Regions from separate parts of the Homo sapiens genome. Here regions 2, 3 and 4 are each linked to region 1. A link is a contact called in ENCODE Hi-C or POLR2A ChIA-PET data. All regions are on one chromosome and are shown on one strand. Each heading gives the region's core, a stretch centred on a gene start or an enhancer-like site at or near the end of the contact. The rest is flanking DNA. Distances are from core to core; before and after follow the strand shown.

Region 1 (2,734 bases), core at 137-2,636:
CAAAATATTTCAACGTGCAATCAATATAAAAAGTGATCAGTGAGGTATTTCACATTCGTCGAACTGACACCCGTGCGTATTTTGCACTTCCAGTGCCTCCTAAACGAACTAGCCTCATTTCAAGTGCTCAGTGGCCCTAAGTGGCCAAGGGGCTACACTAATGGACAGGGCAGGTCTAGGTCCTGTGTTTTTCCCATTCGGAGTCACCAGTCCTACTAGACATTCTGTGAAAAAAGGGAAAGCCTTTGTGAAACTTCCTGAGGACTCACAAATGCACATTATTACATTTAGAGTTTAGAACTTTGGTTAAGGCAGCGTCCTGTATTTGATTCTTTCCCTCTTCCTCTCCGCTAACCCCCTATGTGACACCGTAGAACTTATAATTCGTTCTAATTCGCAGATGGAGGGCATATGAGAGAGGAGGCTCTGCCTCAAACACTTTCTCAAACTTTTGCCGAGGGGTGGCGAGAAGGTAGACTTCCAGGTCCCACCCGATATAGATTAAGGGCTGGAAACACAGTCAAGGGGAAATTATGACCAAGACAACCTTTGCTAAAATGCCAGCGGTGACTGCCATTGATGTTCCTATAAAAGGTCAGCTCTGTCAGGAAGTTCCAGTGCATCATTTGTTCAAAAGTAAAATCAGCCCGTGTTCCAGAATTCGCGGACTGTCGTCAGTCCTAACCTACACATTTATTCGTTCAACAAATATTTCAGCGCCTGGGTCAGGCATCAGGAATACACTGGTGGTTAAAACAGACGGAAAGCTCCATCTGGTGGGACGCAGTCTGGGAGGGAAAGGGAGTCCTGGGGACATGTTTTCGTCGGCTCTAGGCTAAGCACCTCTCGCCGTAGCACACGGGGTCGGCACCGCTGCCCGGCGAAGTACTTGTTACTTTGCAGTCCAGTACGAAGCGGCGGAGTAACCGGTTCCAACCCAAGGCAGCGACTCATGCGAGTCGTTCTAAGCGCCGCGCTGGGGGGTACATACGGTGCACGCGTGGGTGCCTCACCCCCTGGCAGCGCCTCCAGGGACGCTGCTCCGGGAAAGAGCAGCCGCCGCGACCTCAGGCGGCGGGAAAGGTGGGACCTCACAATGCGCCGGAAGCGGTGCCTCGTGGCTTGGGATCTCTCCGGGTTCTTCCTTGCGCCGTCCACGCCGCACTGCCCACGAGGGCGTCCCCGCCCGAGGGACAACTCACCGCCCGGGGCCTCCCTGAGCGTTCCCTTCCACCATCTGACACCCACTGCTAAGTGTGAGAGGACCCAGGGGGTAATTGCCGGGCCGCAGGCGGCCTTAGGAACTCCGCTTCCCGTGAGGCTTCGCGGCGGACGGCGCTGGTGCGCAGGCGCACGCACGGCGTGCGTGGTGGCGTCAGCAGTTCTAGAACGTTGCTGTGGTAGCGCTCGGGCGCCATGTTAGGACGAAGGGGAAGGAGGAGAAGCGCTTAAAGCGGCGGGAGCGGTGCGGGAGAGGGGTTGGACCCAGGGCTGAGGCAGGCCCCCCCCTCCCTCCCGCCTCAGTGGATCATGCCCAGGGCGGCAGCGGCGGCGGTTGCGGGGGGGAAGTGACTGGGCGGTGCCGGCGCCGGAGACGATGCCGTTGTAAGTAATTTGTATTCTGTTTTCTTTCGCTCGCCGGCTGGGCCTTGGGGGGCGTCCGGGAAGGGGAAGAGGTAGGCGGAGAGGGTGGCACGCGAGCCCGACCCTCCCCGCTGGTAGGAGGCAGGCAGGACTGGGGACCTTCCTGTTTCCTCGCTCGCTCGCCGCCGCACTTCCCCCCGTGTGCTGGGTTCCCGCGTCCCCCGACCCTTCCTGGCTGGGTCAGCTGCCGTCGGGCCGGGGGCCTTCCCCTTCCGGAATTGCTGGCGGAACCTCTAACTCGCCCGGCCACTCCAGCTTCTCCGCCCCGTCCACAAAGAAAATCAAAACAACCCGAAAACAAAACATTGCCTGGTGGTGGGGAACCACGACCCTGCTGCACGCGGGATCAGCACTTGGGGTTCGGGCTCGCTCTCGGCGCCCCTCGGGCCCATTCGATGTTGCTTTTCTGTTCCTGGTCTGTCTCAGTTTGCTCACTCTCTTCCTCCCATTTCCAGATGCCTGTCTTGTGCGCCGGAGTTAGCCCCTTTCCACTGACCTTGTCTGAATGTAGGAGCACGAGTTAAAAGCCCAGCTTTGAGCGTTGAGTCCGCCTGCCTCCACCTCCGCCTCCCTAGCATTCACAGGCGGTCGGAGAAGGGGGCACTTCACAGGGTGCCCTCCTCCAAAACGACTTATGTATTGCTTTCCCTGTTTTGTTTTGATGGGGTAACCAGGTTTCATTCTGTTTCCTTCTTTCTCTATCTCTGGTGATACTTTTTTTTTCCTGGTTGTAAGGCTTGAAGCTAGTCTCTTTATGCTTTCTAATGCCACTGCGCCTTTTTCTTTTCTTGGTGGGTTTTTAAAAAGTTTTTTTCTCCCCTCCCCCTTTCTGATAATGAGATATAATTTGGCAGCTCATTGCCAGTAGATTACGGATTTTTTTTTTCCTGCAAATATACAGCATTGTAGAGGCCTAAATAGTGAGACTGCATTTCTTCCATTTTTGAATATTGAAGCGTAAGAGTGCCTCTTTGAGACCAGGGACCGAGTTTTCTTCATCTTAGTAGCCTCAAAACGCAACATGTAATTGACACTCAAAGTTTTGGTTAAATTCAGGATAAAGATTTTTGTGGTTTCTAGACATCGAATG
Region 2 (2,734 bases), core at 144-2,643, 6.8 Mb after region 1:
TTGCTTATCAAAGAATTCACAAGTCATAAACTAGAGGGGGTGGACTCGACGTGATGCCCACTAGGAGAAAGGTGACAAGAGAAGCACGAAGGATAGCGCTTTTCAACCCTGGGAGAGCAGGGAGGCCTTCACCAGAAGGTGGGAACCCACCACGAAGCGCCTTCAGGAGGCCCCAGGATTCCAAACCAATTAAGGGCCTCCTCTTCCGAAAACGGGAGGCGACGCGCTGAGCTAAGCGCGCAGGCTGGGTTGCGGGCCGACACCGAGGCGGCGCGGCCTCGCGACCGCCCTGGGCGGTCACTGGCGAGTCACGGACTCGTTCCGCCAGCGGCCAATCCACCCCGAGTCCGAAACAGAAGACGTCCCTGGGATGAAAGACCCAGGCCTGGGGCTTAAGGTGGAAAAACAACTCATTCCTCGAGGCCCGGAGTCGGGCGTCCCGGGAGAACGGGAAAGGGAGATGAGCGCCCGCTGCGGGGAGAACGCGGTCGGGTTCCTCTCCCCGAAGGTGGCAGCCGCAAAAACACGGCCTCGAAAGCAGTTTCGAGGACGATGGCTCCTGCGTCCCGGGAGTCGCCATGACGCCGCGGCCTGTCCCAGACCCGGCGAGGGAGGGGACCAACCACCATCTCCCCCTCAAGGCCCAAACCGACAAAGAACGGCCCCCGGTACCCCGGCCCCGCCACCAGGGCCACTCCGGGTCTCGCGAGACCCAAGGGCTGCGCCGCGAAGACCTCTGGGAAAGGCGGGGGGAGGGGAGAGGAAGGAAGCGAGACCGGGGCTGGAGGCGGGCCGAGGCCGCGAGTTGAGCCTCAGGAAGCAGAAGGGGCGCGGAAAGATGCGATTGACGTCGCAAGCGAACCAATGACGAGCGAGCTGTGGCAGGCCTCCAGCCAATGGGCAGTGAGGCCTGACGCGGGGGGCGGACGCTGGGGCCGAGGGTAGCTTGAGCGCGGCGGCGGCGTTGTTCAGTCAGAGCGAGAACATTCCAGAGGTGAGTCCGGTGAAGGGGCGGCCCCCTGCCCGGTGCTTCCCGCCCCCTCGACCCCTCGGGCCGCTGGCTGGCGGGGAAGGTGCACTCCCCGACCGCCCACGGCTCACGGCGCCGTCTCTCCGCGCCAGGTCGCCCAGCTCCGGCGCTGACGGGTGTGGACCGCGGACGTCGCTGGGACAGCCCCTCCCCGCTGCTCGGCGGCGGCACCTGGCCCGGCCGCTCCTCGCTGCGCTTCGCCTCCGCCTCCTCGGACTCGGACTCGGGTTTATATCGCGCCTCACTTCATCCCAGTCCCGGGCGAGCAGCGTTGGGTTTATGTCTTTATTTGACGAAAACGGTGAGTCGCGGGCGCGGCGGGCCAGGAGATGGCGGCCGCACAAGATGGCGGCGGCCGCCGCGTGACCCCGCCGCGGCGTGTGGCGCAGTTTGGGCGGACGGCGGGCGGGCGCGGGCCCGGGCGCCGGCCGCCCCCTCCCCGCGCGCTCCCCGGCCCGGCCTCGCCCCCTCCCCGGCATGGCGGGAGCGCGTCGCGCGTGCCCGCCGCTCGGGCTGACTCAGGCTTCAGCTGCTGCATTTGTGAGTCATCGCGCGCTCTGGGGCGGGGGCGGCCCGATCCCGGCACCCCTCGGCCGTGTGTCGCTTCCCGGCTGTGCACCCTCCGGGGCCGCCGGCTCTCGGGGGACGCGCTGGGGATGGGGCCAGACGCCCCGGTCGCGCGCCCCCCTCCTTCGCGGAGCTGCCCGGTTCGCCAGCCCCCGCGGAAACGCCTCGGAGCGCGGTAGCCATGGGGACCAGGGCGAAGGTTAACCGAGTATTTGAATAGCGAGGAAAAGGGAGGCCGGGGCGAGCCTGGCGTTCGCTCGCGCTCTCTTGCTTAATGGCAAATTGTGGGCGAGCGCTGCGTTTAAGGAAGTGCTGCTTTGAAGTAAGCCATGGTTGCCGAAGCAACGATTAGTTGTAGAGAACAGTTCCCTAGGTTGCCCTTAAAAATGAAGACGAACGGGGGTGTGCCTGAGAAGTTTGCTTATCCAGGCGGGGTGGGCGGCGGAGAGGGCTCGGGTTCGTTCTTCAGCACTTCCAGGATGGCCGCAGAGGCAAACCTGCTGATTGCCCTCGGTCTGATGGAATCTCACGGCGGCTGAGGCAGCACAGCTTGTGTTTTCTTGTCAGGCATTTCCCTACCAGTCACAGCTTAGTCGAAATGGAGGCCTTTTTATGTTCCCGCAGATTGTACTGTGTTACATGAGAATGGCTGTTTGCATGTGATCTCAGATGCTTTTTAAGGTGGAGTTAAGCAGAAGCATAACTAGGATGTAAAAAGGAGGCGTTTCCATCCAGCGATGATGTTAAACCTGGGGGGATTTTTGTGTGTTCTTTCCCTTTTTCTTTCAGAGCTGTTGCGCAGCCATTGGTACCTGTATTGGGGAAACATAGCATACAAGCAAGAAGCTTACAGCCTCAGTGGCGAAAATTTTTTCATGTCAGAGACCGAGAACTCTTGCAGTCGTTTATGTCATCCCTTCTTCTCCAGACAGAAGATACCAAAAAGTTGCAATCAAAGATCTCTTCATCTTATTGATAAAGCCACTAATAAGCCAAAATGTCTGTCAATGTCAACCGCAGCGTGTCAGACCAGTTCTATCGCTACAAGATGCCCCGTCTGATTGCCAAGGTAATAAACTGCTCTTCAATTTAGTTGATAGCTCTTTTTGTAGAATTTTGAAGTTTGCATTTGTCAGG
Region 3 (2,734 bases), core at 97-2,596, 6.1 Mb before region 1:
TTGTTGAAAGCAGAAACAAACACAAGCAAGCAAAGCCCTTTCTAGCACAGCATGTTAATCACACACTTTGCCATATTCTGTGAAACAGTAAGCAAATGATAACCTCCAACTGTTGCCCGGGCCCTGTAAAACAGAAGATCAAATTCTGTGTTCTGCCTTGGCAAGAAAAGAAACTGCAGCATTTTGTCTAGATTTTTACAAGTCCTGGGGTTCACATTACTGGCTGAAATTGTTCTTTCTCTACTTTACAGAAAAATGGAAAACACTAGTAAACTTAAAGATTTAAATATTATTTTAAAAGGAATATAATAAAAAATGGAAAACACTAGTATATTTAAAGATTTAAATAGTCTTTTAAAAGGAATATAATCAAAACTGTAGTTTAAAATACAATCTAGCTCCATAAGAGAGGCAATTGGCTGTGTGTTCCACTTGTAATGCAGAGGATTTGAAGCATCTATTTTTTCCCTTGTTTCTATGGATTTATGAATAAAGACTCTGACCCTTCTCAGGATCAGGAAAATTACGAAAAATTTAAAGCCTGGGTTTAAGGTCTGTAGAAGCTGCACAGGTACACTAATTTTAGTAAGACGGGCGCCAGGAAAAAGAACAAAATAGTAGGGGAGAAATATTCAGGCATCCTAAAAAATATTCAGTGGAAACGTAAAAACATTAAAGACTGATTAAACATCGCAGCATGACACAGATTTAGCAACTGAGCATAAATAATTTGACTCGGATACTGCTCCAAAATCCGAAGAGGACCAATTTCTTCCAGGAGGACAACTACCTCGTCCTCTGCAGACCCCTCTCCTCGGCAGCTGAAGGAGTGTGGCCAATCTGCCTCCACCTCCCCGCGGACCCCCTACTCTCAGGACCTCCTGCAGCACCCCAAACTGGAAGTGGCCGCTGCAGACCCAAGGACGAGGGGCACGCGGGAGCCGGCAGCCCTAGTGGAGCGGTTGGAGATGTTGAGGTGGGAGGGTCACCCAGGTGGGGTGAGGCTGGGGTAGGTAGCGGAGTGAACGGCTTCCGAAGCTCTGGGCCGCCCCCAGGTTGGACTAAGCAGGCGCTCTGTCTTCGCCCCCGCCCAGGGTGGGCGTCTCCTGAGGACTCCCCGCCACACCTGACCCGAGACCGCGCGCCCAGCCTAGAACGCTTCCCCGACCCAGCGTAGGGCCGCCGCGACTGGCGCGCAGGGGGCGGCGGGAGGCCTGGCGAACCCGGGGGCGGGACCAGGCGGGCAAGGCCCGGCTGCCGCAGCGCCGCTCTGCGCGAGGCGGCTCCGCCGCGGCGGAGGGATACGGCGCACCATATATATATCGCGGGGCGCAGACTCGCGCTCCGGCAGTGGTGCTGGGAGTGTCGTGGACGCCGTGCCGTTACTCGTAGTCAGGCGGCGGCGCAGGCGGCGGCGGCGGCATAGCGCACAGCGCGCCTTAGCAGCAGCAGCAGCAGCAGCGGCATCGGAGGTACCCCCGCCGTCGCAGCCCCCGCGCTGGTGCAGCCACCCTCGCTCCCTCTGCTCTTCCTCCCTTCGCTCGCACCATGGTAGGTCGGGAGTGGCAAATGCCGGCGTAGCAGCTGCCCGAGATTTCTTCCCAGATTTCTAGTTGTTTTGTTTGTTTTTTGTTTGTTTTTGGTTCTTGGAGGTTTTTCTTTTCTGAGTGTTACGCAGCAGCTGCGCTTAAAGGAGGTTGCATTTTGGATTTGCATCTCGGCGACCTCTGCCAGGGAGCTTCATTTATTGGTTCCCCTTGGAGCTGGACTTGGTCGTAGGCCGTCCACGGGCAGGGGCTCCGGCCGCAACTGCAGCGGGGGTTTCTGCATCCAATCCCCCTGCCCCCCGCCCAGCCCCGCACCCACTGCATCCACTAGCGCCGCACCCGGGCTGCCTGCAGCGCAGCGTTTCGGCCTGGGAGCCGGGCGGGGCCGGGCACTAGACCCCCCCCCCCGGCCCGCCCCTCCCCACCCCGCTTCTCCGCCGGCGCGAAGGTGGCAGGTCGGGCGGGCAGTGGAGAATGAATGGGCTGGAGCTGGCCGGTGGCGCACATTGTTCCGGCCGGGTGTTGAGGGGCGCAGTCAGCGCCCGCCACCTCCCCACTTTGGCCGGCCCTGCTGGGCGCCCTCCCTCGGTCGCTCTCCCCTCCTTCTTCCCGGGGGGCGCGGCGCGGGCGTGGGCTGGGAAGGAAGGAGCCGGGGAAGGGTGGGGTTGGGGGCAGGAAGGCGAGGGGTTGGGGGCGGAGAGGGCGGAAGCGGCGGCCGGGCCGCCCTGCGCCCGGGCGGGGCCCTGCGGTGTGGCCGTGGCTTGTTCCTGCCGCTTTCGCACCCTGCGGCCCCCCACCCAGTGCAGCAGTGCGGGCGGGCGTGAGCCTCGGTGCACCAGGAGGCACTTCCCGCGGGAGGCGCTGGGCTCGCGCTAATTGGGGCGGGGGGGGGGGGCGGCGGGGGAGGAGGGAACTGGCGCGCGGCTTGGTTTCCATTAGAGACGCAAAGTTTCTGCTCCGGGAGGAGGCGGCGGCGCCGCGGGCTCGTCGCCTGGGGGAGCAGAAGCGGGTGGGAGGTGCGGGTGGCCTTGGCCTCAGCCCTGGTGCGCGGGGGCCGGGGGTGGTGACCCTCCTGGCCGAGGAGGGGCGGCGTCCAGACGCCCGCTCGGGGGCCGCCTTCCCCCCCACGCCTGCCCCCGGGCACGCGCCCTGCCCGGTCCCTCGCCCCGCGCCACTTCCAGTCCGCA
Region 4 (2,734 bases), core at 174-2,673, 5.3 Mb before region 1:
TTGGTCCTGGCCTGGCCCCTTCACCTGGACTATGCTTTAGCAGGTCAACCATGTTTTCAACGCCCACTGAGGAAAACCAGCCACGTGGCCAGTCCGTAGTTTGGGAAGGCATTGGAGAAAAGAATCAAAATAACACTTTATTACCCAGCTAAAAAATTGAGAAAAACTATAGAGTGACTCAACGCCTGAAAGCAAATCTTTAGCAAATGCAAATCAGCATAGAGGTCTCTGAGGACTTTAATGACCAAGAGAAATTAAGCTCCCAACAGGAAGGAAAGGCCTCTCTGACTAAGCTAGGAGTCTCTTGCATGTCCCAAGTCAGAAGGCGGAGGTGCCTAAATGCTGGATTCCAGCTGGCACATAAATAGTGATCTAACTCGCCCCCCCTTTCGTGCAGCACACACCGGCACGCACACAGACAGTTACTCATGGTGCCAGGGCTGCTCACGGAACCCCAAACCCACAAGAGCTGGGGAGTTTCCCCAGGGCCCAGCTTCCTTTTCCTTCAGTTGGCCAAACCTCTGCATGCTTTAAGCAAGGCTGTTTCATTTTCTGAAAGTGCTTTATTTTTCCCTCTGAGGAGAGGGGAAACATCAGGATGCATTTTTCCTTAGTCCCCATTTTCCCCCCAGATCGCCTCACTCCAGCAACAACGTGGACCATAGCATCTCACTTCTAGAACCCTTGTCACTGTTTCAAAGGTCAGTCCCATCTGGGCCCACGAAGTCCCTGTGAGTCAGGTGGGCTGGCATTGCTAAGCCATTTCTCAGAACCTGAAGCCCAGAGAGGCTAATGCAGGGAGGCTCAAACTCACACAGTCAGTTGGGGTGGATCTGAATCCAGAACCCACGTGTCTAGGCACCAACTTGCTGCCTTTGAGCTTTTTGGATCACAAGCAATAGCAAGAAATACACCTGACATCGCGACCCAGAACACAGACACACACACACACACACACACACACACACACACACACATCTGTACAAAGCAACAAACTTCCCCAAAGCAATACTTACCCTACTTCTTGCCACGCACTCTGATCATTTCTATTCTATTTCAATTTTTTAAATGCAGGTCATGAGCTATGAAGTTGATTTACTGACCCATGAATGGGTCACAACCCGCAGTTTGGAAACAGCTGGATGGACCCCCACCTGTGCTTTCCAGCTTCTCCTAGAGCCTCAGGGCCCCAGGAAGGCAGTGTGGTCTCTGCAACCAGGTGAGGAGCAGGCAGCTGCTGAAATCAGGATGGAGGGAGTCCTCTGAGGGGGGACTCTGAAACGAGTCCTCTCTGACTCTGCCTGCCCCAGCTAGGCTCTGCCTTCAAACCTCAAACAGCTGGGCTTCCTGCAGAGGCTCTGCAGGAGCCTGGGCACCCTTGCAGCCACGATCCCAGCTCTCCCTCCAGCGACTTCCCGCAGCCTGAACCTCCCAGCTCCGGCTAGAAAATCCCCAGCTGGAGGCTGCCCATTCCCGAGCTGAGGCAGAATCATGTGAACTCCAATCTGGTGTCAGGCTGGGCGGTTGCCGAGGAACCACTCGCCAGCCAGAGGCTGAGGGCGGCGGAATGGCTCTCTCCACGCATCTTCCTCTGCTCTCCATGCAACCCAGAGTCAGTGAGCAGCCTCGCTGGGAATGTGAAAGCCTGAGCTAGGGGCAGGTGCCCTCAGGACTGTGGTGGGGGGATACAGGAGGAGGGGGTGGGCTAATTCTAGCCACCTTTCAGCACCTACAGGATACCGGGATCCAGGCAAGGGTGGGGGAAGCCGCCAACATCTGGGTCACTGGGGCTCAACCCTGGCCATGTGCATGAGAACATACCTGGGAGCCTACAAAAAAAATACCAATGCCCGGGCCCCACCCGGGGCTGGTTAAATCATGTTTCCTGGAAGTGACGTGCCAGCATCAGTGGCTCTAAAGCTCCCTGGACTGTTCTAAAGTGCAGTGAAGGTGGGCAGCCACGGATGTGGTGAAGCAGGTAGGATCCTGTTTGGCAGAGCAGCAGAGCGAAGGCAGTGGAGCTAAGGCTCTGGGCATCAGTAAGGATAGGGCGGGCATCAATGTTTTCAACTGTGTCGGTCCCCAGAGAAGGAATCAAGCCCAGGGCTCTGGCCCCGGGGGCCCTTCTGGCTCTCAGGAGCACTTACTAAACTCCCTCCCTCACACACATAACACGGAGGATGGAAAGGCCCAGCATTTTGGCGTAACCACCTCCCTCCAAGGCAGACTCCTTGGAAGCTGATTATAAGCTACGTTGCCAGAGCCAGGAAGCCAACAGATACGGTGCATGGGGCCACTGGGGGTGCGAGTCCTTCCTGCTGGAAGTGGCCAGAGCCCTGTGCTTGGTCCCTGCTCTGGGGACCAACACAGTTTAAAACACTGATGCCCATCTTATTCATGCCAAGAGCCTTGGCTCCACTGCCCTCACTCTGTTGGTAGGGGGTCTAAGGAAATCCCCTTCAGTGGGGCCTGGGCCCTCCAAGCAAATGCTACCACATAGCAGGCCTTTTAAAAACTATTTCCGGCCAGGTGCGGTGGCTCACGCCTGGAATCCTAGCACTTTGGGAAGCCGAGGCGGGTGGATCACCTGAGGTCAGGAGTTGGAGACCGGCCTGGTCAACATGGTGAAACCCCATCTCTATTAAAAATACAAAAATTTGCTGGGGGTGGTGGCGCATGCCTGTAATCCTAGCTACTCGGGAAGCTGAGGCAGGAGAATCACTTGAACCTGGGA

Evidence for each region. Hi-C counts contacts between places; a loop is a spot of excess contacts on that map. ChIA-PET counts read pairs that join two places held with the same protein, here RNA polymerase II (POLR2A). Pooled maps may share reads with other maps.
Region 2: a loop to region 1 is called in a pooled map, with 10 times the contacts of the local background. The contact joins the promoter of EIF5-DT here to the promoter of PAPOLA in region 1. A Hi-C loop is called at or near these places in 5 of 50 pooled maps. POLR2A ChIA-PET finds 5 or more read pairs at or near these places in 2 of 52 experiments (GM12878 and activated T-cell).
Region 3: a map with no recorded cell type shows a loop between it and region 1 (10-fold over the local background). The contact joins the promoter of CALM1 here to the promoter of PAPOLA in region 1. A Hi-C loop is called at or near these places in 2 of 37 single-sample maps with no recorded cell type and 8 of 50 pooled maps. POLR2A ChIA-PET finds 5 or more read pairs at or near these places in 1 of 52 experiments (OCI-LY7).
Region 4: a map with no recorded cell type shows a loop between it and region 1 (9-fold over the local background). The contact joins the promoter of GPR68 here to the promoter of PAPOLA in region 1. A Hi-C loop is called at or near these places in 2 of 37 single-sample maps with no recorded cell type and 2 of 50 pooled maps.

What each region holds. Positions count from the first base shown.
Region 1 is chr14:96,500,996-96,503,729 of GRCh38, forward strand. PAPOLA (poly(A) polymerase alpha) reads left to right here and starts at 1,387. Exons shown (of 22, transcript NM_032632.5): 1 at 1,387-1,605. The coding sequence starts at 1,598. It overlaps PAPOLA-DT (PAPOLA divergent transcript), which reads right to left and starts at 1,331. Exons shown (of 1, transcript NR_122121.1): 1 at 653-1,331. RefSeq lists enhancers at 92-688, 689-1,283, 1,201-1,460, 1,284-1,879 and silencers at 799-1,142, 1,581-1,700.
Region 2 is chr14:103,333,267-103,336,000 of GRCh38, forward strand. It overlaps EIF5-DT (EIF5 divergent transcript), which reads right to left and starts at 1,394. Exons shown (of 1, transcript NR_158216.2): 1 at 1-1,394. It overlaps EIF5 (eukaryotic translation initiation factor 5), which reads left to right and starts at 971. Exons shown (of 12, transcript NM_001969.5): 1 at 971-994; 2 at 1,123-1,331; 3 at 2,387-2,666. The coding sequence starts at 2,595. RefSeq lists an enhancer at 427-546 and silencers at 867-1,286, 1,427-1,476, 1,587-1,826.
Region 3 is chr14:90,395,683-90,398,416 of GRCh38, forward strand. It overlaps CALM1 (calmodulin 1), which reads left to right and starts at 1,347. Exons shown (of 6, transcript NM_006888.6): 1 at 1,347-1,551. The coding sequence starts at 1,549. RefSeq lists silencers at 1,039-1,458, 1,739-1,898, 1,909-2,458, 2,539-2,608, 2,649-2,718 and enhancers at 1,143-1,437, 1,559-1,608.
Region 4 is chr14:91,243,281-91,246,014 of GRCh38, forward strand. GPR68 (G protein-coupled receptor 68) reads right to left here and starts at 1,424. Exons shown (of 2, transcript NM_001177676.2): 1 at 1,017-1,424. RefSeq lists enhancers at 1-61, 1,121-1,622, 1,142-1,191.